Linked DNA regions of Mus musculus: region 1 is linked to region 2. Evidence: chromatin loops called from intact Hi-C (ENCODE). Cell type or tissue: heart. All regions are shown on one strand. Each heading gives the region's core, and the rest is flanking DNA. Links, peaks and the distances in the headings are about the cores only. Region 1 overlaps Mucl3 (mucin like 3). Region 2 has its middle 24 kb from the start of Gm4577.

Region 1 (15,129 bases), core at 3,109-11,108, 92 kb before region 2:
CATGGTGGGTGATGTCATGGTGGGTGATGTCATGGTGGATGATGTCATGGTGGATGATGTCATGGTGGGTGATGTCATGGTGGATGATGTCATGGTGGATGATGTCATGGCAGAAGCTCTTGTGAGTGGAATGAATCACATAGTTGAGATAATGAAGAAAGGGTTTTTAGGAATATACTAGGTTCTCTGATCCTTCCCTGTTCTCTCCAGACCGAGAAAGCCCCAATCATGAAGAAAGCATCAACCCTCCTCGAAGTGCCAGTCACCTCCCCCTAGACCTCTTGACTCTCAACCATGGATGTGCCCCTCCATTGGAGATTTCCCACCTAGGACCCTCCTCACCTTTCCCAACAAGGCATTTTTCCATAGTATACACCATGGTAAGTCACAGGCTCTGCTTTCGGCATCTGAGTTTAATGGAAGACAAACAGTCTGAATCCTCTATGAGCATTGAGTTTGGTCTGGACACTTGGATGTTGCCAGCTCAGAGCACACATGGTCAGCTAAATGAGTGTGAGTGGACAGATCCAAATGAGCAGAGGGTTTTGGGGGACATGGGGAAGGGATACCACATGCCAGGATGACAGATGCCACTGGTTAGTCAGCCTGTGAGAGGGGAGAAACTCAAGCAAGAGGAAACGTTTCTGCCTGTCAGTATGCAGGTGAGTGGACATTTTTCATGAATAAGACCTGTTGTGAGAAAGCTGGCAGGTATCTGGAGATGTGAAACAGATTGGAACAAATGGGTCTGAGACAGGAAGGGACGTGGCGCGCTGCATAAGACTCAGAGGTGAGTACCAGTGTGGCCATGATGGGCCTCTCCTGAAACTAAGACAAGAGGCTCCAGTCTTCCAGCAGCCCTTGTTCTAAAACTGGTAGCTCTCTAAGAAACAGACCTTGCCAGCCCAATCCAGACTCAGCCGGAAGTGGGGATCTTGGATGCAAATTCAGAGTTTTGATTTGGCTACTTTGCAAAAGTCGTACTGTGTGTACTGATCAGAATCTAAATGTAACTAATCTCTCTACTCGTCCTCAAAGCAGGAAGCTCGGAGCACTTTATTAATTCCCATGACTCATCTTTCAGGTCACGCACTAATGCCATAAGCACTTTCATTCTGTCTTCTGTGGTCTGGGAATTTGCTTTCTGAGATGGGGGTTTGCTGTGTAGCCCAGGTTGGCCTCAAACTACAGACCCCGATCCCCTCTTTAGTCTCCCCAGTGCTAGACATAGATACACCATTAGATCCAACAATTGCTTTTCCTTTTGTGTCTGTGTAGTGCTTGGGATGGAACCCTGAGCCTTCTGCACACCAGACAGACCTCCCACCACCACAGAGCTACCTGGCTTTAATTTTACTTTATTCTTTTTCCTTCATGAGAGGCAACATTACTGGCTTATGTGCCATCAGCTGAACATTGTCACACAGCTGAACATTGTCATACAGCTGAACATTGTCATACAGAAGAGAAACTGAGGAAAACAATTTGGTCAATCTAACTGGGTGTGATAGCACATGCCTGGAATACCAGGACTCGGGAGGGGGAAGCAGAGAATATGGGGTTCAAAACCAGCCTCAGATACACAGTAAGTTCAAAGTCAATCTAGGCTACCTGAAACCCTGTCTCAATAAACACATCTAACCCCCACCCCTCAAAAAAACAAAACAAAACAAAACAAAAAACCCTAAAGCTGACCCTAAAGCTGCCCATGGATGTTTGTGGGCAGCTATGAAGCCATGACATACACATTTAAACCCATTTGCTTCTACAGTTAATGGTTTTTTTAAATTAAATTTTATTTATTATATGTAAGTACACTAGCTGTCCTCAGACACCAGAAGAGGGAATCAGGTCTTGTTACAGATGGTTGTGAGCCACCATGTGGTTGCTGGGATTTGAACTCAGGACCTCCAGAAGAGCAGTCAGTGCTCTTAACCACTGAGCCATCTCTCCAGCCCCCAGTTAATGTTTCTAACAGTGAAAGTCTTTATGGACCCGAGCCAGCTTGATTTTGTTTGTTTCCTCCTTGGCTCTCTCTCCTGTTGTCTTTCTACACTTAAGATATCTGACACTGTGTGGATTTCCCTGAGTATATCGACGGTAAACGTTCTCTGAAAGCCGAGCTGAAGGAATGGCCTTCCTCAGAGAGCACACACATGTTTTCCCTAACACACACAGGCATGGCCATTGGAGGATTCTTTAAAAGATAGCCTTAGAGATTCACAGAGATTCGCAGAGATCTCCCGGCTTCTGCCTCGTGAGTGATGTGAGTAAAGGCATGAACCACCACACCTGGTCCCATCTTCTCCTCTTAAAAACAAAAACAAAAACAAAAACAAAAAACAAAAAAAAACAAAAAAACAATTTTATGTCATGCATGGTGGTATGCCTCTTTAATCCCAGCACTCAGGAAGCAGAGATAGGAGGATATCAGTGAGTTCAAAGCCAACCTCGCCTAAAAATCAAGTTCCAGGACAGCCAGGATTACAAAGAGAGACCCTGTATCAAAGAACAACACTTATTGGTGTGGGGTGGTGCAGAAAAGGGTACTGGATCCCTGGGGCTGGGTTGCCTCTGTGGGTACTGGGTATTGAATTCATGTCTCTGGGAGAACAACAAATGCTTTTAACCAAGCTGAGTCTGTTGCTTTTATTTTTTATTTTTAAAACACCCTTTGTAGGACTTGAAGAGATGACTTAGAAATTAAGAACACTATCTGTCCTTCCAAAGGACCCGGGTTAGGATCCTAACATCCACAAGATGGCTCACAGACAATTACGACTCCAGTTGCAGGGGATCCAGGATCCTCGTCTGGATCCTGGGGTACTTCACTCATGTGGTGTATTTGCAGGCAAGACACACATATAAAATCAAAGTAAATACCGCGTTTCTGCATTACCATGCATGGTAAGTGGGCATGCATGGGAACAGGAACTTTACTGGTGCTACAGAGTATGGAGAGCACGCTGGGGTGGGGGTGGGGCGTGTGGAAGGCTTTGATCCCAGCCCAAGTCATCTAAGGACCAGGCATGGCTTATACCTTTAATCCTAGCACTTGGGAGGCAGACCCAGGTAGATCTTTGTGAGTTTAAGATCAGCCTTGCCTGTGTAGTGAGTTCCAGACCAGACAGTGCTACATGTGAGACCCTTTTTCAAAGAAATCAATAGCAATAAATAAACAAATTCCAAGTCTTTTATGTAAGATTTCTCGACTCTAGGAGGCTGAGCCTCCAGTGTCATGGGACTAGGGTCTTGCGAGTGACCTTCAGTGTGTGACGCTAGCTGAAAGTTATATTAAATACTGTTGAATGTACTGTTTGTTTTTACAGGCATGTGTTTCTTACCCTTCCCTGTACCATACCAAGAGACAGGCAATTTTACTTGTATTTCCTCCTAGGAGGGATGAATTTCATTTTAGTTTATATTTGCAGGGCAGGTTCTAGATTTGAGTGAGGACCCACTCCTAGACAGGCCACCTGGACTGGTCCACGAAGCTTAAAATAACTTAAGCTCAAATTCTATGGGTTTCTTTTTGCTTCCTTGTTCTTCTTTAATGTTTTATGTCAATCCAGGTTTGTTTGTTTATCTAGGGTCACTTTACATTGCCCTCAAATTCCTGTCCCTCCAGCTACAGCCCCTGGGTGCTAGCTTTATAGGTGTGTGTCACCATGGCTGGCTCAGTCTCCTTTTACCTTGGGCACTGTTGGCTCTCCTGCCAACTCCACATTCCCTGGAGACCTACCAGCCATCTCTTCTCCTTCAGGATATTTTCAGAGAGGACCCCCCACTCCATTACATAGTATTGTTTCATTCTGTTGCTATGACAAAACACCCTGACCAAAAGCAACTTAGCAGAGGAAAGAGTTTATTCAGTGTACAGCTCCAGGTTACAGCCAATCATGGAGGGAAGTCGAGGCAGGAACGGGAAGGTAGGCCTACATGAGACTGTGTGGTTTTGAAGGCAACTGAGTCTATGTCGCAGTCTAGAGGTACACCTACCTGAACCACAGCCCTGTTCACTCTAGAGCATTCAAGATTTACGAAGATATATTGCAGCTCAGCGGGCAAACGTGCCAGCTGCTGAGCCTGAGGACTGGCATTTAATCCCCAAGACTGGAATGGTATAAGGAAATAATGTTAATTCTCCAAGTTTTCCTCCGACCTCCGTGTCCGAGCCATGGCGCATGCATCCCACCTCCTGCAGTCAGTAAATGCATGTAATAAAAACTTATAAAAAATTAATTTTGCTGGGCAGTGGTGGCACACGACTTTAATCCCAGCACTTGGGAGGAAGAGGCAGGTGGATTTCTGAGTTTGAGGCCAGTCGTCTAGTCTACAGAGTGAGTTCCAGGACAGCCAGGGCTACACAGAGAAACCCTGTCTCAAAAAAAAATTATATAAATGTCACCAAAAATCTATTTGGATACTAAAATGATGCTTTTTCTCTTTTTCCACATATTCTCACTTACTGTGCAAAAACTCAGTCCTATAACACACATAGCAACTGAAACTAGAGAACTGTGGGACAGGGGTGAAATATCCGGCTGGTCTGACCCTGTTTGTGGGGTGTATGTCTGATGGCTATTCCCAGTTGTCTATATCTGGAGTGAACAGCAATCCAGAAATGGAGGGCACACCTGTGATCCAGATCTTGAGGCTGAAAGACAACAGGCTTTTGATCCTGATCTTGAGCCACAGTGGCCATGAAAAACTTAGGCTCGGGCATGCCTTTAATCCCAGGAGACATAGGCAAGCAGATCTCTGAGTTCAAGGCCAGCCTGGGACAGAGCAAGTTCTAAGTAAGGAATAGTTTAGGTCCCAGAGTGGTGGTACACACCTTTAATCTGGGCCACACCTTCTGCTGGAGACCTAAGAACAATGGAAGAAGGAAGATTCTCTTCTTTGCCTGCTTGCATTTACTTGCCAGCACATCTGTCGGAACCTTTGTCTTCAGGATTCCAGCTTGTAGAAGACAGCTGAAACACCTAGCCTCGTGGGACTGAGCAACTACTAGATTCTTGGGTTTCCCATTTACAGCTGCCCATTGCTGGGTTAGCTGGATTGCAGCCTGTAAATCATTCCAACAGATTCCCTTAATCTATATAGAGAGATCCCATATGTTCTGTGACTCTAGGGAACCCTGACTAAATACACTGTGTGTATTGATACTGGCCCTATTATAAGGGAAATCATCCGGTCTTTGAGAAAGGTATTCAGTTAGTGGAAGGACTGTCTGGTCCTTCTCATCTGAGGACTATGTTGGGGATGCTGTGTCCAGGATAGAGGTGTTTGGAGCTGTTGAGGTTATTCATGGAGTCTCTTTCAGAAGCCATGATAGGTAACAGAAGCAGTGGTGGCTCTATCAGGTGCTCTAGTTTCTGTGGAGGACACTGCCATTGTCCAGGGTCTCTAGTAAAAGCTTTAGTAGCCTCAGAACCTGAACTGGAGCAGAGATGCTGCAGAGGAAGACTTGCCAGTATTCAGAGTGGTGGGGACACTAACTAGGGTTCTTTCAGAGACAGTGGTGGCCTCAGGAAGTGTGCCGGAGACCCTCATTGGCACAGACATTGCGGTGGAGGATATGATACAGATGGAAGCTGTTGAAGCTGCTATGGTCTCACATCGTGTAGTGGAAGCCTGGTGGGCGTGTACCAAGGTGATTCTGGAGGGTGTGGAAGGCAAGGAGACACCAGACACCATGGCAGTGAACGAGGTGATCACGAGTGGTTTTACAAAGGCCCTGTAGATTCAGTTTCAATGGGCAGTTTCAGAGCTTTAGGGCAGGAGGAATCCCTAGTGGGATGGGAGGATTGACTAGTGTTGGCATTCTGTCTAAACTCCACCCCACAGTTACCTGGCAACAGCCAGGTAGGCCTGACCCACTATAAAAGGTGCTGCTTGCTCCCTCCTCCCCCCTTGCACTTCCCTTCTTGCTCCCACTCTGTCCCCTCCCCCCTCCCCCCTTTCTCCACATGCTCATGGCTGGTCTTCTTTACTTTCTCTCATTCTCTCTCTCTCTCTCTCTCTCTCTCTCTCTCTCTCTCTCTCTCTCTTTCTCTGCCTCTACTAACTACCCTCTTAACTCCCCTCTCCACGCCCTGAATAAACTCTATTCTATACTCTACCATCGTTGTGTGGCTGATCCCTCAGGGGGAAGGGAGGCCTTGGCAAGGACCTACTGAAATACCCCCTTCCCCCATACTTAACTATACCTCCATGGAACAGATCTCCCTTCTCTTTATCCTTTTATAAACACATCAACTGGTATCCGTGGAAACACAGCCCTGAGAATAGGTAGTTTTATGCATTTGGCTTGGCTGTGGGAGAGAAATCCAGGCTGCCCCATCTGTGATGGAGGCAGAAACTGACCTAGCAGATCTTATGCAGGGAGAATGGAGCCCAGCTCTGCTCTGAAAAGGAAGTCCAGGATCCACCCACCAGGTGGAGCCTCAGGAGAAGGAAAAGCTGCAGCTTGCTAACCAGCCCAGGCTCTGGGACCTGCCCTCTGGGTTGTGAGCACTCCAGGTTCCTGCTGTGACCTCCAGGAGGCACAGGGACACAGGCATGCAGAAAGCAAGTGCATTCCCTGCAGAGCTGCTCATCAGTTAGCTATGCTTCAAGTGGGCCCAGCCCTGAGCTCATTAAAGGACTTCCCTGTGGGTTTCAGGGTAATAATTAGCAAAGAGAGACAAGATGGTTAGACTCTAGAGGAAAGGTTGCTGTTATTATTACCTACTACTATTATTGTCGTGGTCTAGTTGGAGGAATTCAGGGTCAGGAGTGGGCTAAGGGCTTTAGCATCCATCCTAGGGTACTCCCTGTACATAGCTATGCTGAGTCACACCGACCTGAACAACTGAAAATCACACACCTTCTTTTCTCCCAGAAGTCCCAACCTAGCATGGACGTCACGAGGGGTCTAAGTCTGGGGTCCCTCCGGCCCCTGAGATACTTCATCTCTGAAGCCCAGCTCCATCCTGCCCTCAGCAGAGCCTGTCACCTGATGGGACATCCAGAGAGTCCTTCTGGCCCGAAGCAACCCAGACAGTTTGAGATCATCCATGACAGGGCAGGGACTACTGAGGAGAGAGAAAAAGTAGAAATGATGGCCTCGTGACCCTGCTGCCTGGTTAAGGCTGGAGTCTGGCCGGAAGGCCTGTGACGCACTGGAATGCCTTCTCAGGCACCTTTCTCCAGGGTCAGTGGACATCAAGTCTCTGTGGATGATGGGTGAGGTTCTGTGGGACTCATGGTTTTGGTATCTTAACAGAGAGACATGGCTGCTTATAAATATTGATTTCATTATCCAGGTTATTTACTCTGCACAGCACTTCCTGTGATGACTCTTGTGGAAGTCTTCTAGCGTTCCTGCATTTGTGTCCCAGGCGAGAACATTGCCCTATGTGTGTGTGTGTGTGTGTGTGTTTTTTTTTTCTGTGTGTATGTCAACACACTATATATAATGGATGTTTAATAATGCGGTGTATGGGGCTGGAGAGATGGCCCAACAGTTAATAGCATGCACTGCTCTTCAGAGACCTAAGTTTGGGTTCCAACACTGGGTAGCTCAGGACCAATTGTAACTCTGGCATCAGAAGAATCTGTCACCCTCTACTGGCCTCTGAGGGTAATTGCATATGTGCAGGCGGGCAAGGACACACACACACACACACACACACACACACACACACACACACACACACACACACACACAGAGCTTTCTTATCAAGTCCGAATTCCCCACCCTCCTCATTTTGGCCCCATGCAAATAAATCCACAGTGAACTGACCTGAGCTTTTGCCTAAACCCAGAAACCTTTTAGAAAGAATAGAATTTCTGTCTCCGCTCTCTCTGGCCCTTCAAAGAACTCCTTAGTCCTGTCCTCCAACCTTTTCTGTCCAAGGTTACCCATAAAACCACAGAGCCAGGGACCTGAGTTAGTTCTCTGAGAATCCACACAGTCCACACTTTAGAAATACATCATGCTTTATTACAGAAGCCCAGCAGAGGGCGCCTGTCCTCTATCCACTTCCTCCCCGCTCCTCGTCTTGCGCACCAGGTAAAGAAACGGGTTAAATTGGAAAGAAAATCTTCCAAGCACACATAGATGAACCGCCTGTGAGAAGGAAAGTCAGAACATGGTGGAGAGCGAGGAGAGGGGATGTGGGCTGAGTGACGACGGTGACTCCCGCAAGTTGAAGCCAGCACGCGCTTTCGGTAAAGATGGAGAAATGCCAAGTGCTGAGAAGATGCACCACCGGGGAAGGCTGGGGATGAGGCTTAGTGGATGAGACTGCAGGCAAACATAAACCCCCGTGTGTACCCACCCACGGACAGAAAACCCACCACAGACATCCAGAAAAACCAAGAGACTCACGAGGAAAAGGGAAGAGCTATGCGTGGGGTGGAGGAATTTGTAACCTTTTGCAGGGTAGGGGTTCTCTCCCTCTCTCTCTCTCTCTCTCTCTCTCTCTCTCTCTCTCTCTCTCTCTCTCTCTCTCTCTCTCTCTCTCTCTCCAGGCAGAAGAGAGAGTAGAGAAGAAAATAGTTCAATCTTCCTTTATTTTGGGGCCCTTTTTAAAAACTAAAAACAATTTAAACATATCTGGTATCTCAAGAATTCAGAAGTGTGTGCATCTTAGGTAGGGGTGGACATAATTACTATAAATCAGTTTTTAAACCTGAGCACCTGTCTTCACTCCTCCTGGGACCCAGGGTCCTACTAGTCTTTGGAATGTGGAGGTGCTGATGCCTCACCAAGCCACGCCCTTTCCTGTACTGGTCCCGCCCCTGCTGTCCATCAATGCTATTCTTACATCACTTTCTATGGAGAGTACTTGAGTTATTCTTTCTTCTCTCTCCTCCAAATGTTCGTCTGTTGCCCTTACCGCCTTGTTCCTCAGCTAGTCAGTTAGGAGCATGGCCGATGGGGGCTACAGCTTTTGTCTGTTAGTTTTTGCTGCCCTTTCTGAGTTCATGAATTCGGAATCTAATGCATCTTCCAGGAAAGGGGCTAAGCCTGGAAGGTCTGGGGATGCAGGTCTCGCGGTCATGGTGGGGAAGGGATCTGGTTTAGATTCAAATTCTGCTGCTCCATCAGGTAAACTGGGTAGGAATTGCGGCTCCCTTTGTCTTCAGGCTGGGGCTCGGGCTCCTCTGAGTTCTGGGTCAGTACATGGCGTGCTCGTGATGCACAGGAGACCTGAGGTGACAGACAGAGGAGTAAGACCATTGCCAGCAGTCCAATTCCCTCAACCACCCTCAGGGCTTTTCTCCGTAATTCTGTGCCATTGTCCTTCTCCTTCCCCGAGATTCTATCCAAGCTTTGGTCCATATTCCAAACCTGGGTCAAATACAGAGTCCTAGATTTCACCTACAACCCACTTCTGCCCTGGTCCCCTTGTCTTGGTATCCCCGCCTTCACTCCCAAAACTATTACCAAATCCCCAGATTTCTCTCTCAGACCCATATTCCACTGCAGCTCATTATTCTCTCTAACTTCTAATCATTCGTCAATCCCCATCTCTTGTGTCTCCCTGCCGCCCCCCCACCCCCAGTCCCACTGCCCTTACCAAAAGGATCAGGCCAATGAAAACCAGCAGGATAATCACAGCCATAAGGATCACAATAACTATAGCCCACACAGGGAATGAATTATTCTCCCCTGTTTCCCCAGCAGCATGGAGGCCTCCAGGCAAGCTGTGGGTGCTCTGCTGGGGGTAGTGAGCTTCTGAAGTGCTGAGTCCCAGGTTCGTTCTGGATGTCAAAGAGCCAACTGTCCCTTGGTGCATGGTCTCCGTTTTATGGACATGAGAAGGGACAGTAGATGACTTGTCTTCTGTGGCTTTGGCTGGTTGTGTGGTCTCCAAGAATACTGGTGTTCTCTCAGAGGTTCTTGTGGCTCTTACAGTCTTAGTGGCTACTATGGTTTTCCTCTGGAATACGGTGGGACTCGCTGTGGGTTTTGTAGCTTTCTCGGTAGATGGTGTGGACTTTGCTGAGACCGGTATCGTATTTTCACTGGCCGATGTGGTATGATGTTTTATGGGAAGCACCTGGGCTTGCGAGCTACTCTCACTAGCTGGGCTGGTCTTTCCTTCATACTTGGTGAATGTTGATTGGGTTCTTGTGATCTCGCTAGCTGATGTGGCCTCTTTAATGTGTTCTGTAGTTATCTGGACAGACTTGTCTGAGGCAAACGGAATTGTGTGATGTTCAGGTCCTGATGTTGTTAGGGTCTTTAGGGTGTTGTATGAGGTCCTTGGGGTTTCTGTGGCATACACTGGGGAAGAACTTTGTCTAATGAGCTCTGAGACATGGAAAGTTGTGGGCTTCTGTGAGGTGGTCCTTAAGCTGGCACTGGCCCCCATGGGACTCGCTCTCATACCTGATTTCGTCGTTAAGCTGGTTCGCCTTGTTGAAGGCATACAGCTTGTGTTTCTCCTGGGTGCTGAGGTCAAACGTTTTCCATCTGACCCGTTCTCTGAGGTAGTGGATCTGGGGTCGTCAGCCGAGCGCTCATTCCTGGCCATTAGGTGTTTTCCTTGACTGCTGAGATCCTTCTCTGAAGCCGGAGGCATTTCATGACGGACAGTGGTGTTTCCATAGTCTGCGGCTTTGGCGTTGTCTAGAGGTGTGTGCACTGGTTTGACAAGGCGAGTGGTGTTGCACTGGTTTTTGGCCTTCTGGGTTGCTGTAGCCTCAGGGAGGTCTGGAGGATGTTGCCTTGAGGTTTTTTGGTCAGAAGAGGCTCTATGAGTAAGACCCTGAGTAAGAGGGAGTAAGTGATCGAATTTTGGAGGTTCGCCAGTCTTTTGAAGTTCTTGAAATGTGTTAGCACCTGTGGAGAGAGAGAGAGAGAGAGAGAGAGAGAGAGAGAGAGAGAGAGAGAGAGAGAGATAAGGAACTTCCCTAATTTCTTGCCTGCCTCTGTACTAGGCATCCCTGGATGCACAGCTGTCGCCTCAGGAAGGCTCATTAGAATATCACACTGCTCAACCCCATCCTCCCCTTTAGATGCCGAACTTTTGCTTGAACTGTACTTTCAGCGGGGAAAAATGTATACCCCTCTCCTTTCCACGTGCATTCCTCAGATTTCCTCTCAGCGTTCTGGCATCTTTCCTGGTTCTAAGACGAGAAGACCTAGTGTCATCTCTCATTGGTCGTTACAATCTCCTGTGGGCAGTACTTAGACTACTACGGTCCTCCCATTGGCTGATGCACTGTCAATCAAAACCATCTTTACGCTCACCTTCCAATCACCTTTCAGCTGCTTGTGTGCCTGTTACTAGTGACTTCTTCCCCCCAACCCCCACTCCCGCCCCTTATCCAACTAGAAGTTTTTCAGAGCCGGGGTTGACTGGTATTCTGTTGTTGGACGTTCCTTTAGGGTTTATAAATTCATAGACTAGAACTCCCTTTGCTTGGAAGAACTGAGAGGAGTTAAATTCATATCAGAGCCGTTTGTCTTTCTGTAATATCCCGGGTCTGACCCAAACATGACGTGATGTGAGAAACAGAGACAAACTCCTAGCAGAACTCAAGCAGAGAGGTTGTGAGAAGAGGAGAAGACAGAAGATGGTTAGGGAGAAAGACGGAAACTTCCATCCTGGTGGGTGACAGAGTTTGGTCTGAGTGGAGGGAGGTGAATACAGTAGTTCAGCCTGTGTTGTCTACCCCATTGGGTCCCCTTCTTTGTAGATATGTCTGGGAATAGATGACGGTGATTTCTTTTGACGGAAAAGGGTCTCTCCTTGCCAGGTCCTGACGGTGGTGAGCCAGGCAGCTGGATTGTGGGAGGGGTTCTGTTTAGGGACAGGGTGTGAAGGAAAACACCCTTATCAGTGGACAGATACGGGCCTTAATTCAGTGAAAGAAAAAAAAACAAAACAAAACACCTAGATAGGAACAGAGGATGTGTTTCCGAATCTGGCCTGAAGAATGAGAACTGGGAGGTTGCCAGGAAGTAGACTTGTAACTGAAACTGTCAACACTGTCAGCTCAAGGTGGCACCTAGAATCTGGACCCATTCCTAGTGGTGGGAAACTGAGATCCACCCACCTTTCCACTGATGAGAACAGGGCTGGGTATTCAGGCCTAGAGAGAACCATGGGAAGATCTGACAAGGGCTTGAGGAGAATAGAGAAGCCGGTGCCCCAGAGGGAAACTGAGTTTTCAGCTGCCAGGGGCAAGGCTCCCTGTCACTCCATTCTCCTCTTCCCTTGACAGAAGTTTCCTCTCAGTTGTTGGGAGCACCATTGTCCAGGTGCCGGAGTAGATCTAGACTGCCCCCAAAGGGGTTAAATGCTTAATCCCCAACTTGGCACCGTGATGGAACCTTCAGTGGGTGGAAGTTGGGTTACTGGAGCATACCCTTGAAGGGACCATTAGGAGGCCAGCTCCTTTCTCTGCCTTTTTCTTGATCAATCAATCGGTGACTGGCTTTGCCCGCCCATACATTCCTATCTGAATGGGCTGCACCAGGGCTAACAGTCATGGATACACTCATCAAAAACTATGACCTCAAACAAAACTTTCATCTTCAGAATTCGATAATCACAGGTACTTGGTTACAGTTACAGAAAGCTAATGCAGTAAGTCAAGCACTTGAATTCTTTCTTTCTTTCTTTCTTTCTTTCTTTCTTTCTTTCTTTCTTTCTTTCTTTTTCGAGACAGGATTTCTCTGTATAGCCCTGGCTGTCCTGGAACTCACTTTGTAGACCAGGCTGGCCTCGAACTCAGAAATCTACCTGCTTCTGCCTCCCGAGTGCTGGGATTAAAGGCGTGTGATTTCTTCCTAGAGACATTCTTTCATGATTGGGCTTCCACACCTCACCAGGCTCTTAGAAGCTGTGAGTCTCCTGCATTTTTCCATCGATGAAACTAGAACCTTGCAGAAAAAGTGGCCAGCCCTTAGCAATAGCACTGGTAACTCTCGCTGAGTATTTCCTGAAAGCCTCATCTATTTGTCTCAAGAACCTCTTGAGGGTGAGAATTATTTTCTGTTCTCCCAACTTTTAGACCCAAGGAAACAAGGTTCAGAGTGGTTAAGTAATCTCAGGGACACCCAGCAAGGGAGAGGGGGTGTCAGAGCATATCAAGTCAAATCAAGATTCAAGGCCAGCCTGGTCTCTTGAGGAGGGGGAAGGGCCCTCAAGCAGCTCTTGTGACCCAGTTTGACATAGAAATCCCAAAAGGGAAGAGAAAAACCACAGAAGTAGGGCTGTCTAAAGCTATGAGGACGGTCTAGAGACATAGCTCAGTAGTTAAGAGCACTGACTGCTCTTCCAGAGGTCCTGAATTCAATTCCCAGCAACCACATGGTGGCTCACAACCATCCTTAATGAGACCTGACTCCCTCTTCTGGTGTGACTGAAGACAGCGACAGGACAGTGAACTCACATACATACAATAAATAAATCAGTCTTTTAAAAGAGAGAGAGAGAGAGAAAGAGAGAGAGAGAGAGAGAGAGAGAGAAGAAAAAAGACTTTAGAATGCACACTGCCTTCCACTATGTACATTAAGGAAAAAAGGAAAAGAGAAAAAACAACAAATTTACTTGTGACTCCCAAAGGTTGAAAGACCCAGGAGTGACATCTCCTGTGTTAACGAGTGATGTCGCAAGGTACACGATTTAATCTGTGTATATGATTTAATCTGTGTGCACGATTTAATCTGTGTGCACGATTTAATGCTGTGTGCAGGATTTAATGCTGTGTGCAGGCTCTGGACCTCTGCACCAACCTGCCTCTGGGGGCAAACAGGTATCATGGACAGACGCTGAGCCACACCAGAACAGTGTTCCAGGGGCTTCACCCACCCTGGGTGACCTCTTCTCTCCCTCCCTTGACTTCTTTCTCTGCTAAACCCAGACATATGCCCAGCCCTGGCTCACAGCCCATACTTTGTCCTCATTACATGTTACCAACTCGCTCAGATGTACCTGTGAACCCCGAATCTTCTCCCTGCATTCTGCCCCTCTCCTACTCCCACCCCCACCCCCCTCCCCGCTGCCATGCTCCAAGAGCCCTCCCTGACCACGCCCCTTACTCCTGCCGAATCCTGCCTTCTGTCCTGATGAAAATCTCCAGGTGACTATAGCGAGCTTTCTCCTGTGTTCTAATGCACGAGCTTTCTCCTCTGCGACCCTACAGATCTGTTCTGCTTGTGCAGCAGCTTGGCACCAGGTAGACCTCCGCTGACGCGGGGAAAGAGGAGCAGGTAAGTTCAGAGACAGGGAAGCTGAGACTTCAGGGAGCTTCAGCTCCCTGGGTAGGAGGAGCATGGATTTCAGGTCGGGATACCAACAGAGTCCTCTGTAAAATAAAGGCTGTCAGAGGCACTGAAAGAGTCTCAGCTGGGCGTGGTGGCGCACGCCTTTAATCCCAGCACTTGGGAGGCAGAGGCAGGAGGATTTCTGAGTTCGAGGCCAGCCTGGTCTACAAAGTGAGTTCCAGGACAGCCAGGGCTACACAGAGAAACCCTGTCTCGAAAAACAAAACAACAACAACAAAAGAGTCTCAACCCCTGCCCCTGCCATTCCATGGGACCCCAGCGAGATCCTGAGCTCGGGGTAGGAGCCTCCACCTAGTTTTACCCCTAGCTGAGCCTTCTTGGAAGAATATGCTGCTTGTTATGCCCCAAGAGCTTCCAGAATTAACCCCCTCCCCTCCTGCCCCATCTCTAACATCTTAGAGATGTGGGAACTCTGCTTTTCTGTCTATACAATGGAGACCCTCCTGTAGAGGCCTCAGCCCCCTCACAGTTCCCCTACATTTGCCATCTCTGCTCCCTGGCACTGTCTCAGCACTGTCTGTTAATGAAGTGAACCAACTTAGCAATGCCACCTTCTACCCTAGCATCATCTGCCATATTAAACTTTCCTTCCTTCCTTCCTTCCTTCCTTCCTTCCTTCCTTCCTTCCTTCCTTCCTTTCCTTCCTTCCTTCCTTCTTTTTCTTTTCTTTCTTCCTTCCTTTCTTTCTATTTTTTTCTTTTTGTTGTTGTTGTTTCTTGAGACAGGGTTTCTTTGTGTAGCCCTGGCTGTCCTGGAACTCACTCTGTAGACCAGGCTGGCCTCAAACTTAGAAATCTACCTGCCTCTGCCTCCCAAGGGCTGGGATTAAAGGT
Region 2 (15,129 bases), core at 2,478-10,477:
AGATGGGAGCGTGTGGCTTCAGCATCGATTTTCCACTTCTTTGGTTTTTGTTTTTAAGATTTATTTATTTTATGTGTGAGTGCTCTATCTGCATGTCCACCTGCATGCCAGAAGAGGGCATTAGATCCCCGCATAGAGGGTTGTGAGCCACCAAGTGGTTGTTGGGAATTGAACTCAGGACCTCTGGCAGAGCAGTCAATTCTCTTAACTGCTGAGCCATCTCTCCAGTCCCCACTTCCTATCTTTTTAAGGCACGGTCCCTACAGGCATAACCACATACCAGTATCCCAGGGACCCTTCTCTAAGACTGCCATCCACCCCTCCCCCAGTCCTGAGGCCCAGCTCCTTCAGAGATGGATCCTGTCCAGGTCCTGCTGACAGCTCCGAGAGGCCCTCTCGCTAGCTCGCTCTCTGCCTCTCTGCAGCACCCCCAAATTCTCTACATTCCAGGGAGGGAGTTATCTCAGTCTCCAGCTGCTTGTGAGGAATGAGCAACACACATTTCCACACTCCGCATATTAAAGAGATGGGGAAGGCGCCAGAGACCGATGTCAGCATCTCGCTGGGAGAAGAGGGAGGCGAGATGGGAGGCCACTGCCAGCCCCCAGGGACTGGGAACGCCAGCCTTCTCCAGGCAGGGCTTGGCAGCCACCCCCGCCACGGCTGCCCCTCACACCTTTCTTCTTTTTTCCCTCACTGCGTTGCCTCCCCTCCTCCTCCCCCTCCTCGACACCACCGTCTCTCACACCTTTCTTTTTTTCCTCTCTGCGACCCACCCCACTCCTGCGTGAGTCCTCCCACCGCTACTAGTTTTCTGTCTTCTGCTCTGTTTCACCTTCACATTCTTTCTTATCACTCTTTTTTTTTTTTTCCTTCCCTCTTGGGTCCACATTGGCTGTACTGGGCACCCAACAACAACAACAAAAATTGCTTTGTGGGGCTGGAGACATGCCTATACTGCTCTGCCAGAGGACCCGAGTGCAGTGCCCGGGACCTTCACCTCCCCCCAGGCTCCCCAGAGCAGCTCACAATGGGTTCAGCTCTAGATTTTGGGGTCTGCGGCTCTCTTTTGGACCCTGAGAGCACAAACGTACACTTACTCACTCAGCCACACATATACATGACTAATGTTTTCTAAGGCTGCCCTTAGGCCAAGTGCTATGGTGCATGTTTGTATTATCTTGGGAAACTGAGGCAGGAGGATTATTTGAGACCAGGAATTCAAGGTCAGGCTGAGGAAACTACTAAGACTCTGTATCAAAAAAGAAAGACAGTACAAAGGCTCGGAGCCTGGAGCAGAACTGATAGAGCTCTTGCTTAGCCTAAGGCCCTGAGTTTGGTCCCCTGTCACCGAAAAAACATTTTTTTATGTCCTAGTCAAGCATGGTGGCCCATATCCATAATCATAGCACTTGAGGAGTAGAGTCAGGAAGATTAACAGTTCAGGGTCATCCTGAGCTACATAGCTAACCTGGGCTACCTACATGAGACTTTGTTCAGACAAAAATAACAAAAATGTCCTCAAGACATTCCACAGTGCACCTTCAGTTCAGAGCTGAGGTCACTCCCATAGGGCTACCGCCACAGCACCACCAGTGGCAGCAGTTTTCTGACCATAAGACACAGACTTGTGGGAGGCCGAGTGAGTGAAGGTAATTTACGCTTTTCTTTTCTTTACCTGACCTCACTTACAAACGAAGAAAAAGGACTTTGGACTCCCTTGGCCTAGGAGGCCAGAGTTCAGAAGGCTTCTGTGGGATAGAGCCTGGAATGTCTGGTGAGGATCATGTGATAGGAGGTATGCAGAGAGCCCAGGGCCTTTGAGGGAAGCCAAGAGGAAGAGTCCTTGTTCTGGGAAGCCATGGAGCTGTCCCTACTTCCGCAGCTCACAGCCCAGCAAGCCCTCAGGGGAGGCTCCCTACGGAGCAGAGTGGGAGGTAGGGAGTACCTGGACAAGCCGTGGCTGGCCAGGCATGGACTCCCGAGTCCACAAATAGCCTCACGTAGACAAGTAGTGGAGTCCGTGCCACCAGGAGACCTCGGGATTTTGGCAGTGAGAACATTCGAGCTCTGGATGGCTTGTCCTGGGGCAGAACTCCTGAGGCTGATGTGGACCACACAAGCTGAGGGCTGGTGGAGTGCAAAGATGACTGTCTGGCTTAGTGGAGCTTGGGGATCCTGGAAGGGGACACAGCCAGGAACTAACACCTGTTTCATGCAACCGTGGTGTTCCTTCAGTCTTTCATTTTGGGATCATATCTCATTATGTAACCCATGAGGGTTGGGGGAGGTTGGAGCTCACAGCAATCCTCCTGCCTCAGCTCCTGAGTTTTGGGACTTCAGGCATGAGCCACACTCCCTGGCTTCATGCAACCCTTTTGCAAAGGTACCAGTTTGGCAGAATGATTGGCACCTAAGAGTCTGTGAACAGTTTCTCCTACACGCTGTTCTGTATCCCATGTTTTTTTTTTTTTTTTTTAATCAGCCAGCACTCAGGAGGCAGAGCCAGAAGGATTACCATGAGGTCAAGGCCTGCCTGGACTAGATATCGGGACTCTGTATCAAAAAATAAAACAGAAAACAATACCAAGGAAGATATCAAGCACAAAGGTGAACTGTCCTGATTCCCTTTGCTTCCCAGAAACAGGAACGTTTCTCTGAAACAGGAAATCAAATTCCTCTGCTGAGCATGCTGGGATTGGAGAGGGATAGCAAGAAGGTGGTGGAGGGGAAATTTTAAAATATTCCTCACCAGCTACAACCGAAAGGATTTGGAGCTAGGCGCCAGCGCCACATCCCTCAGGCCTTTGACAGCTCTTGGCCACTTACTCTTGAAAACACCGGGGTTGGAGAAGTGGCCCAGCAGCTAAGAGCACAGGCTGCTCTTCCGAAGGACCTGAGTTCAGTTCCCAACACCCATGTGACAGACAGCTCACAACCATCCGCAGCTCCAGTTCCAGGAGATCGGATGCCCTTTTCTGACCGCTGGTGTGGAACTCACGGGGATTCCCCCTGCCTCTACCCACTGAGTCCTGAGATTGAAGGCATGAGCCACCCCACCTAAGCAGGTTTTGATAAATTTTCTTATTCCTACTGGGGCTGCTTCAGAGTTAGCCAGACCTGTAATAATTTCGCTCAAACTCAGAACTCAAAAGCAGCCTGGGATTCTAAATCAGTTTGGGACCCGTACAGTGAGTTTGGGATCTTGTCAAACAACAATAAACTAACCGAAGGATTCTCCATCCGAAATAATTTTCCTTTCGAGGAAGGAGACCTCTAAAGCCCACTCCGCAGTGACACACTTCCTCCAGCAAGGCCACCTCCTAACAATGCCACTCCCTATGCGGCCCCCCATATTCAAACTGCAACAGCAGGTGTCCATGGAATTGAGAAGAGGTGTTAGAAACCCTGGAGCAGCTGGGTGGCAGTGGCACACGTCTTTAATCCCAGCACCTGGGAGGCGGAGGCGGAGGCGGAGGCGGAGGCGGAGGCGGAGGCGGAGGCGGAGGCGGAGGCGGAGGCGGAGGCGGAGGCGGAGGCGGAGGCGGAGGCAGAGGCAGAGGCAGGTGGATTTCTGAGTTTGAGGCCAGCCTGGTCTACAGAGTGAGTTCCAGGACAGTCAGGACTACACAGAGAATCCCTGTCTCGAAAAAAACAAAAACAAAAACAAGAAACCCTGGAGCTGGAGTTACAAGCAGTTGTGAGCCCCCTGATGTGGGTTCTAGGAACCAAGCTTAGGACCTCTGCAGAGTAGTGAGTGCTCTTGGTCACAGAGCCATCTTCCCATCTCTCTCATCCTTTAGATGAAAAGGAGACTATCCGGGCTGGAGGGGTGGCGCAGAGGGTTCATGTGCACCTGTTGCCCTTGCAGAGGACCTGGGTTCGGTTCTCAGTACCCACATGTGGTTCACACCCATCAGTAACTCCTGGTGCAGAGTATTCAGCACCCTCTTCTGACTTCCCTGGGCACCAGGCACACATGAAAAAGAGATGCTGGGTGAGAGACATTAGCTCCACACAGGGATCCTGGGTGTTCTTGATCCTCAGGTGTCCAGGTCACAGCCACGCTATTGCATCGACTGTGAATGCCTGGCAGAACGTGAGCTGTGACTCCTCGCCCTGGCTTGCTGAGGAGACCCAGCAAGGGGGTGTCTTCTGTTGGCATTCTGTCTAAACCCCACCCCCACAGTTACCTGGCAACAGTGGTCTGGCCCACATAAACGGGGCTGCTTGCCCCCTCCTCCCTCTCTTACCCCTGCTTCTCTCTCTTGCCCCCTTGCTCCTCCTCTCTTCCCACCCATTCCCTTGCCCCCACTCTCCACCTGTTCATGGCCAGCCTCTACTTCCCTACTCTCTTCCTCTTTCTGCCTCTGCTACCCTCCTAACTCTCCTCCCCACACCCTGACAAAACTCTATTCTATACTATACCATCGTGTGGCTGGTCCCTCAGGGGGAAGGGATGCCTTGACATGGGCCCGCTGAGACACCCCCTCCCCCCACACCTCCCCACATCCCCCTTAGAACATAACTTAATATTTCTTTATCTTTTTATAATCACAACACCTTCTGTGTCCTCCATCCTGCCACTGACTCAGCTGTCTCCCCTTTGCAAAAGCCGCAAGGTGAGCATTCACCTGCTGACTGCCATCCAGGCTCTCGGCCCCCCTCACAGACGCCGCAGGGTATCCAGCACCTCAGCTCCTCTATCCTCTCCCAACTTAGACCCCATCCCTACACATCGACAGTCTGGTAGCACCGGCATTGAACATGGTCCTTTTCTAGAAAAACGAAGCATCCTCAGAGCCATTCAGGTCCCATAATCCTGAAATACTTATGGTATTACTGGATGGTGTTCCAACACCATCTTTGCTGCTCTGAGCAGTGCTTTGCTAGAGGCACAGTGTGTATGGCATTGCAAGACACTCTTTATGCCATTCAAACAAAAGCTGGGCTAGGCCCTCGGGTGCTTGTCACCTTAGGCTTAGGCTGCCTCTTCAGCCCTCACTCCATTTTCTGCCCTTATGTCCTCCGCTCGCCTGTGCTGGGTGGGCAGGTCAGCCTGACAGGCCCTGAGCCACACTGCTGAAGCTCCACCCTGGCCTCTATAACACCTGGCAGAAGTAAGGAGAATTTGCCAGTGGTCCTCAACCTTTTTTTGTGTGTGTGGGGTGGGAGAGGAAAGATTGAAGTGTTTGAGACAGGGTTTCTCTGTGTAACCTTGGCTGTCCTGGATCTTGCTTTGTAGATCAGGCTGTCTTCAGAGGTCACTTGCTTCTGCCTCCCAAGTGCTGGTATTAAAGGCATGCGCCACCATAGTCTGGCTGGCCTTGAACCTCTTAATGCCACTGATGGTACCTTCTGGAGAGTGGTGGAATTCATCTAGAAGCAGGGGCTCATGGGTCAGCACCCGCACCCGTCTCATCCCTCTGCTGGGTCTCCAACCCCTGTACTGTGACCCTGACAGCAAAGGAGAAGTCCCAATGGCATTTGAAAAGTGAGAGCCCTTACTGCTCTTCCCCAGCACATTGTCAAGGGTTGTTGTGTTACATAACTAGAGGCACGTGTAACTCAGAAGTGCGACAGATCCAAGCTGCTGCAGAAGACTGGGTTGAATAGGTCAGTTAGGAAAGCTGAATCATGACTTTGCACTCACAGAAAAGCCATTTGCAGTGCACACAGACGCGCGCGTGCCCTCTAGGTGTGAAGTGTGGAAAGGGCGTCCCCTGGTGGCCTCCTTCTGAACTGCAAGCCCCGCCCAGCGCAGCCATGCAATCTGAGATCTCCTGAAGGACTGGATTTTTTTCCCTTCAGCGCCAACTTTCACTCCTGGCATTCTCTGTCCTGAGCTGACACCCAGTTCCAGGAAGAACTGGCCTCTGGAACAAACTTGCACAGGCGGCCCAGGAGACAGTCTGGCTATGCAGCTTGTCTAAAGTAACTTTGAGACGACTTCACAGGGCTCCATTCCGCTGCATGCCCAAATCCCCGCCCTGCAAAAGGTGCCAGGACCGCAGGGTTACTGTGCCTGTCCCTGGCACGGGGCCTCATTCTCAGTACAGTAGCTGCCCTTTATCTAAAGCTTTAGTCTTCACATTTTCAAACGCTCCTGTGTCAGCCACGCCACAAAATATGGAGTGGAGAATTCCAGAAACAAACAGTCATAGTTCTAAATGCCTCCTATAGGGGATACCGTTATAATTGTCCTATGATTAGCTGTTGTTAATTTCTTATTGTACCTAGTTTATCAATTAAGCAACAGATGATGGCATGTGCCTGGAATCCTAAAACTTGAGAGATAGAGGCAGAAGGAATTCAAGGTAACCCTATCTTTACAAAAATAAAATAAAAATAAAAAAGCTAGAGGCTGCAGAGATGGTTCAGCAGTTAAAGGCACACAGGCACGTACATACTGCTCTTGCAGAGGACAGGATTTTGCTTCCCAGAACCCATTGAGCAGCCCATAAGCTTTAAGTGGCCTGACACTCCTGGCCTCCTCCTGATATATCAGGCAAACATGAAGCATCCACACAGGCTGTTACTGTCTGGCTTTAGACACATTCCCTGTGACAACCTAAAGACATAAAGCTTTCATCTGAAAAGCAATAAGAGAGAGTTTATTCTGGAGACTTTATGGCTGACTGTGGCCCAGGAACACAAATTTATGTTACTCCCAAATTCCCTGTTCCAACATTTTTATAGTTTTACAGAACAGAGAGCTAGGTCTCAAACCCAGGACAAACTGCTGAGGTGCCTACTGAGCATATCAAAGCAGACCTGGCTGGCAGGTTCTCCCAGAATCTCTTGGTTCCTACCTGTTACAGGGTATGGCTGGCATATCCTGCCCCCTACCCTAAATTACTCCAACCCAGGGGCTGGCCTGCCCTTCCTATATAATTCAGCCATTTTGGTTACCTGACTTTTTTGCCTACCCTCTTGCCTCTCCCCTCTCCTCACATGGCCTGGCTCAGGGTGCCATGCTCACACTGGCTCTCCCAGACGTCCCTGCCTCTAGCTAAGTGGCCCCTTTTATCTACACACACAGGAACAGCCATGTTCTTCCTTTTCTCTTTTCTTTGTTTTTTTTTTTTCCATTCACAAAGTCATAAATCAAGATAAGCTGAAAACACATCGGTAGGCACACAGCGAGGCAGTCACATGGAGACTTTCTAGGCCAAGATGCTATCTGATGCAAGATGCTATCTGATGACATCTTAGCTCTGGGATTGGTGGAAGCTAGTGTTCCGCTGAGCTAGTAGCTTCCAAGCGGTTTTTATTTATTATCATGGGGATAACTAACGTTCAGATACAGCGGGGGGAGGGGGGGCAAGGAATGGCTGTTCTAGAAGGTAAAACTAACCCAGATAAAGTAATTAGCCTCTGAACCTACAACAGTCCAATCTCTGCACATCACTGAAACCCCAACCTGTCCTTCAGTCTCTGGAGACACAGAAACTCCTTCCAGGAGCCCTTTTGTCCACAGCCAGACATGGCTTCTTTTCAGGAATGTTTGCTCACACTTGGGGATCTTAGAATCTGTTTCCTGTGGCTAAGACAAACCTGCTGCATATTGCAAAGGAGGGCCCACTGCCTCTGCAGCATCCTGTTTGGAGCACCTGTCCTGCGCCGCTGAGAAGGGTGTGTCAGAAGAGGCATCCAGAGGGGGCAGCTCTTGGGCTCGGCCTCTGCTGGAAGCAACCATTGACGAAATCAAGGAGGATTTGCAACATTGGACAATGTACTCACTGGGCTTTTAGAACTCCGCTACACCCTGGGCACCCTGGTTTTGAGGGAGGAGAGGTCCCGAGCACACATGAGAGCCAGGGACTCTCGGGGACTAAATGTTGGCACAACCCTGGAGATCACAGCTCCTCAAATGCATTCTCCAGGTTGGGAGGAGGGTGACATACTTTCCTTGGTTCTCAGTTTCCGCTACCCTACCGGGCCTTCCACTTGAGCCTGGAGAGATTTGCATGTGATTGGAGGTTGTTAAGGTGCTTAAAGCCACAGTAATTAACACCCATGCAGAGATAGATGCCCTGCTACTGAGCCAGAGAAGTTAGTCCTGCAGCTTCTAAGACATGGCAGTGAGAAGCCCCCTATTAAAGAAAAATACTTAGTCAGGCAGTGACGGCACACACCTTTAACCCCAAATAGGGAGGCAGAGGCAGGTGGATGTCTAAGTTCCAGGTTGGCCTGATCTACAGAGTTCCAGGCAGCCAGGGCTACACAGAGAAACTATGCCTTTTTTTTTTTTTTTGGTTTTTCGAGACAGGGTTTTTCGAGACTCTGTTCTGGAACTTTGTAGACCAGGCTGGCCTCGAACTCAGAAATCTGTCTGCCTCTGCCTCCCAAGTGCTGGGACTAAAGGTGTATGCCACCACGCCTGGCGAAACTATGTCTTGTAAACAAAAGAAGAAGAAGGAGGAGGGAGAGAAGGAAGAGGAGGAGCAGGAGGAGCAGGAGGAAACAGTTTAAAACCCTATGTTGGGGCCAGGTTCATACCTTTAATACCCCATCCTTAAGGGGCCTCTGTGAGTCTGAAGCCAGCTGGGTTACAGAGAGTTCCAGGATAGACAGAGATACATAGTGAGGCCCTGTCTCAAAAAAAAAAAAAAAAAAAAAAAGAGAGAAAAATGGGAGCAGGGGGTGCTATAGAGATGGGCCAGTAGCTAAAGCATTGCCTGCTCTTCCAGAGAACCTAGATTCCATTCCTAGCACCCATGTGGCACTTGATAGCTGTCTAAAACGCTAGTTCTAGGGTATTCTGGCTTCCTTCCAAAGGCAATGAATACATATGATGCATAGACATACATGCAAGCAAAAACAACCATACATGCATGATAGAAATAAATGAATCCCTTCCCTTTCTCCCTCTTGCTTCAGCCCCACTCGCTCTGGCCCATAAGTTTTTTATTTGTTGTGGATGGTTGTGAGCCACCATGTGGCTGCTGGTGTTCTTGACCACTGAACCATCTCACCAGCCCTAAATAAATCTTTTTTTAAAAAGCAAGCAAAAGACAGCCAAGTTGGGGGCCGGTAAATGGCTCAGTAAGTGAAAGTGCTTGCAGCAAAAGCCTAGCACCCTGAGTTCAAGTCCCAGCAACATCCGAACTAAGCATGGTGATGAATTCACGTCATCCCAGCACCAGGGAAGTAGAAACAGGAGGATCAGAAGTTCAGGATCATTGTACTGGCTAGTTTTGTGTCAACTTGACACAGCTGGAGTTATCACAGAGAAAGGAGCTTCAGTTGAGAAAATGCCTCCATGAGATCCAACTGTAAGGCATTTTCTCAACTAGTGATCAAGGGGGAAAGGCCCCTTGTGGGTGGGACCATCTCTGGGCTGGTAGTCTTGGGTTCTATAAGAGAGCAGGCTGAGCAAGCCAGAGGAAGCAAGCCAGTAAAGAACATCCCTCCATGGCCTCTGCATCAGCTCCTGCTTCCTAACCTGTTTGAGTTCCAGTCCTGACTTCCTTGGTGGTAAACAGCAGTATGGAAGTGTAAGCTGAATAAACCCTTTCCTCCCCAACTTGCTTCTTGGTCATGATGTTTGTGCAGGAATAGAAACCCTGACTAAGACAGTCATCTCAGGCTACAAGATGATTTGAAGACCAGCCTAGGGTATATGAGACCTTATCTCAAAATAAATAAGTAAAGTACATCAGAAGCTGGGATTTGCCTCTCCCTGTCTCTCTTTCACTATCTTCAGGAAAAAAAAGGGGGGGGGGGCTGGTGAGATGGCTCAGTGGGTAAGAGCACCTGACTGCTCTTCCAAAGGTTCAGAGTTCAAATCCCAGCAACCAGATGGTGGCTCACAACCATCCATAACAAGATCTGATTCCCTCTTCTGGATTGTCTGAAGACAGCTACAGTGTACTTACATATAATAAATAAATGAATCTTTAAAAAAAAAAGAAAAAAATTACAAATAACTCCTTGCCTGGGACACTGGCCTGGGGGAGCCTATGAGTTTCCATGGGGAATTCCGCTGCATCTGGGCTTCACTTCCCTGGCTCTGTGGGTCATTCCCAAGGGTCATCCCAGGCCAGGAGTCCCAGTTGCCGTACAAAACCTCCTGGGCACCTACCTACCTCTGGGGCCAGCAACTGCAGTCAGGAGACAGGAAGGAGAGAGGAGAAGAAGGAGTGCAGAGATGGAAAGAGCATCTAAAAATCAGTATTGCAATGTAGGCAGAAAATAGTGGCTAAGAAAACCGCCCACAGAATGTGAAGGCCAGAGGCAGATGCAGCCTTGGAGACAAAAGAACGGTTCCCCATAGACAGTCACCAAACCCAGACACTATTGTGGATGCCAAGAAATGTATGCTGACAGGAGCCTGATATAGCTGTCTCCTGAGAGGCTCTGCCAGACCCTGACAAATACAGAGGTGGATACTCACAGCCAAACATTGGACTGAGCACAGGGTCCCCAATGGAGGAGTTAGAAAAAGAATTGAAGGAGCTGAAGGGGTTTGCAACCCCATAGAAGGAACAACAATATGAACCAACCAGACGCCCCCCTCCCCCAGAGCTCCCAGGAACTAAACCACCAACCAAGGAGTACACATGAAGGGACCCATGGCTCCAGCCGCATATATAGCAGAGGATAGCCTTGTCAGACATCAATGGGAGGAGAGGCCCTTGGTCCTGCAATGGCTCGATGCCCCAGTGTAGGGGAATTCGAGGATGGGGAGGCAGGATTGGGTGGGTGGGGGAACACTCTCATAGAAGCAGGGGGAGAGGGGATGGGATAGTGGGTTTGGGGGAGGTAACTGGGAAAGGGGACAACATTTGAAATGCAAGTAAAGAAAATATCCAATTAAAAAAAATTAAAAGGAAAGAAAAGAAAAGAGAAAAGGAAAGGAAGGGAAAGAAAGGAAAAGAAAAGAGAATGACTCAAAAGATGCTAGTCACTTGGAAAGATAACAAGGGTATTATGTTTATTTCAAAGCAAGTGATTCTGGAATCAAACAAAACAAAAGAAAACAAAACAAACAAAGAACACCAGTACAGCTGGACCTGGTGATGTACACCCTTAAACCCAGAGACAACCAAAAATCAAAACAACAAACCTGAAACCACAGTGGAACAGAAAGAAAGAGCATTCAACAAACAGCTTAGGTGGCTTAGGCACCCGAGGCACTGAGCAGAGTCAAGCAGTGCTTGCTCTGTAAGTGTAGTGAGGTCCCTCAGCTCTGGGCTGTCAGCTCATAGAGGCACTTACCCTTAAGCCAGATGAGCCTCTGCCCAGGGTCCATTCAGAGGAAATCAAGAACCAAGGTCCTCTGACCTCCAAGACACAGCAGTGCTCCTGAAAGTTGTCCTCTGATCTCCAAGACACAGGGGTGCCCTGGCCACTTCCCCAATGAATGAATGAATGAATGGAAAGAATTACTAGTTCTATTGTTGAGTGACTTGAGGTCCTGTTTTGAAACAGTATCTCACGAAGTGCAGGCGGTCCTCAGACTCAAAGGTCCTTATGGGTCTCCGCTTTCCAAGGGCTGGGATCTCAGGCATGTACCTCCACACCCAACTCTGGAATTGGCGAGTCTTGTGTCGAGTTTGGGGCAAGTCTTGATGGGAAACACCCTTGCAAGTGCTTTCTGTGAATGGTTGGATGGGCCCCTCCTGCATGCCTAGCTGCCTCTCAGATGTCAGCCATCATCACTCCCTTTGCGGCAGCCCGCCCAGCTGCTTAAAGACTCCACAGATACCTGGAGGAAACTTAACTGCAACTATGCCTAGTGTTTCCATGTCTCACTGGAGCGAAGCTCAGAGCCAGGGAGCAGCCCTACTGAATGATGTCTGTGTACCAGCCCTCCTGTTGCAGGATATTTGATCACACTGTGAACCCTGAGATTGTGAACTGGAAAAAAAAAAACGCTTGTTGTGATGTGGCTCAGCCCTAGACCTTTACCACAGAGCTTTCTGTAAACACGAGCTAAACAAAGTCAGCCATGGATCAAGAGGCAGAGAAGCAACCAGCTGACAGGGAGTGAACATAAGATGACCCAGGAAAGAGAAACAGCAGTCTCTTTGAGTTGAAGGGTATTTAAGACAGACAGCATGGAGAGGGAGCTTTTCCTTCTGGGACATCAGTGACGGAGGAAGGTCAGCTGGGTGCTTTCTCTGCCTCTCTGAGCCAGCAGGCTTTCCCCAGAGCATCTGGCTCCTGAGTCTTCATTTGGTACATGTGTATACACACACACACACACACACACACACACACACACACACACACGCACACACAGAGAGAGAGAGAGAGAGACAGAGAGAGACAGAGACAGACAGACAGACAGATATAAAAAGTGGATTGGAAAATAAAAATTTGCCTTCAGTCTCAGACTTGACTGGGGTCACCCTACAATGTTGTCTAACTGTCCTTTTTCTTTTTAATCCCGACTCCCGCACTGGAGAACCTGTTGACTGACTGAGTGGGCTTGGTCACACACACACATACACACACACACACACACACACACACACACACACACACTCACAGAGTTAGTTAGTTCAGGTCTCATCACCAGAGGCCAATAGGAGACAATCATAAAATGAAGACACAGAGTACCACAGAACAGTTGCCCCAGAGAGATTCCCCAGGCTGCCTGAATGAGCCAGTGGTCCCAGCCAGATGGCTTCACCTGAGTATGGGAGGGGCACAGGCCAGCCACTAGCCATTCAGAAGGCTCCCAGACGAGTGTGGGAAACCCTCCTTACTGTGGATGTGCAAAGTGATCAGAGAGGAAGAAAGGCTTAATTTTTTTCTCCTTGCTTTAGGTTTTTTATGTGCACGAGCGTTTGCCTGCCCCAACCTATGGGCACCGTGTGCGTGCCTGGTGTGTAGGCCACTGGAACTGGATTGTGAGTGGCTAGGAACCACCACACGGGGGCTGGAAACTGAACTGGGTCCTCTACAGGAGCAACAAGTGCTCTTAACTGCTGGGGCAGCCGTCTCTGTCTCTCTAGCTCTTTTTCTTTTGGAGACAAGGTATCATGCTGTAGGCCGAGCTTCTTTGACTGCATGGTACTCGTGGCATTCCTCCGCCTCGGTTCCCAAGTGCTTGAGCCGCCATACCTGACTTTGCATTTTCTAGTCTTACTTTTCTATCACTTTGCAGTTTGATCCTAGAGAAGAGGTTCCTTCCCTAGGGTTGGGGGTTGGGTCTGTTTTATGGAAGACTGAGGCAGCAAGAGGAACCAGGATGTATGAGAGAAGACAAAGGCCTCTTCTGGCCTCTGGGACCACTGCATGAGAGTAGTGCCCAGACATACATACCACAGAGCACCCATATGCATGACATAAAATAGATAAAGAGAGGGAAAATGAAGGGCCAAGGGGAAGGGCTGAAGCCCCCCACACCCACACCAGGATCCAGCTTGCTCCTTTCTGCTGAGAGTCAAGGTAAAGTCAAAATGCCTGGGAGGTTATGTGCGTTGTTCTAAGGACATCTTAGAGTGGCAAGGCCAACAAATGAAGAGCTGGACAGATGGCTCAGCAGTTAAGAGGACTGGCTGCTCTTCAGAGGATCTTGGATATATTCCCAGTGCCCACATAGTAGCTCAGAACTGCCAGTAACTCCAGTTCCAGGGGATCCAATGCCGCCTTCTGGCCTCCATGGACATCAGGTATACAGGGAATACACATACATACATGCAGACAAAACACTCATACACATATTTTTTAAAAGATTATTTTATTTATTTATTTATTTATTTATTTATTTATTTATTTATTTATTTATTTGAGTGTACTGTGGTTGTCTTCAGACACACCAGAAGAGGGCATTAGATCCCATTACAGATAGTTGTGAGCCACCATGTGGTTGCTGGGAATTGAACTCAGGACCTCTGGGAGAGCAGTCAGTGCTCTTAACCACTGTGCCATCTCTGTAGCCACCACATTCAGGTTTTTATTGTAGATTCTGGGGATCTGAATTAGGGTCCTGATCAGACTTTTCATCTGGCTTTCCAGACAACCTCAATGTCCTCTATCACATGGGCATGGACTGAGATGCCATCCGTGGCCATCTTGACCTGTCTGTCACAATTCAAAATTTTAATACAATTCTGTCTCCAAGAGCTGCATCTCCATCCACGCCTGTGCACAACAGATGTTTCCCCTCTACGGTCCAAAGAGACCCTGCTGGTTTCCAACTTGTCTTTGTGGGGCTAAAACCCAAAATCAGATAGTTTGATTTGGGGGAGCACAGTTCAGTGGTAGAGCACAGGCTTCACTTGTGCAAGGTGGAGGGTTCAGTGTCTACACAAGAACAGCGAAAGGAGGAGGAAGGGAGCAAAGGATGATGATGAAGAAGAAAGTGTGTTACAGCGGAGGTGCTTCCATCTTGTACTCTTGCTGAGACCATTCCAGGTTTAACTAGAATCTGGTCACCTTGATGGAGAATCCCATGGAAAATTCCCAAACTCTATTCCCAGAACCCAAGGTCAGGATGCCCTGGCTGATTTATTGTAGCTTCTGTTAAATTGTCTGCTTGTGCAAACCTCCCTCTCCAGCTAACTACTTATCTTAGATTCTGTCAAATTGTTTACCTGAAGCTGCTGTGCGCCCTCCCACCCCACCCCACCCCACGCCCCAAGCTGCTGAGTGAGATACCAGGATGTGGTTTCTGTCTTCAAAATCCTTGTGTTATGAACATTTAGGGTCACACCTAGGTCCCTGAATACCTGAGTATGGTCCCAGCTGGCTGGAATAAAGCACTTCATTTGACAATAAACTGTGTCTGAGAGGCCATCTCTGGTGAGCTCCCCATAACAGAAGGAAGATCTGAGAAAGGCAGGAAATCTTTTATTTAATATTTGTTTGGACAGGGTCTCCTGGACATCAGGCTGGTCTCAGACTTGCCCTGAAGCCAAGCATGGACTTGAACTTCTGCTCTTCCTGCCTCCCTCCATGTCTGAGAGCTAAGGTTAAAGACATGTGTCACCAAACCTTACTTCTGTGGTGTTAGGGTGGGATGAAAACCAAACAGGGACTCTGCCAGCTGAGGTACATCCTCAGCCCCATAGAAGCACAAAACAAAACTGGACGTCTTCTTTCCCTCAGTCCTCTTCTTGACATAAACATCTTGACAGATGTCATTATTTGTCCACGTATGACCAGAAGAGG

Evidence for each region. Hi-C counts contacts between places; a loop is a spot of excess contacts. Peaks named below come from ENCODE experiments on the same cell type or tissue, not always from the same donor. Only the 100,000 strongest peaks of a DNase experiment are listed, where the experiment ranks them.
Region 1: a loop joins it to region 2, with 7 times the contacts of the local background. A loop is called at or near these places in 27 of 42 quality-filtered maps.

The regions. Positions count from the first base shown.
Region 1 is chr17:35,627,784-35,642,912 of GRCm38, forward strand. Mucl3 (mucin like 3) reads right to left here. Exons shown (of 3, transcript NM_001033366.3): 2 at 9,573-10,840; 3 at 7,972-9,202. The coding sequence ends at 9,050. Among named protein-coding and RNA genes, the nearest start is that of Mucl3, 8.3 kb to the right of the region's middle. In heart, for the core only: CTCF peaks have their summits at 6,437 (motif pointing right) and 8,008 (motif pointing right); DNase peaks (open chromatin) are centred at 8,148 and 8,819; H3K4me3 peaks cover 869 bases; H3K27ac peaks cover 743 bases; H3K27me3 peaks cover 1,553 bases.
Region 2 is chr17:35,720,060-35,735,188 of GRCm38, forward strand. No RefSeq gene overlaps it. Among named protein-coding and RNA genes, the nearest start is that of Gm4577, 24 kb to the left of the region's middle. RefSeq lists an enhancer at 1-1,726. In heart, for the core only: a CTCF peak has its summit at 5,736 (motif pointing left); a DNase peak (open chromatin) is centred at 5,722; H3K4me3 peaks cover 533 bases; H3K27ac peaks cover 3,229 bases; H3K27me3 peaks cover 648 bases.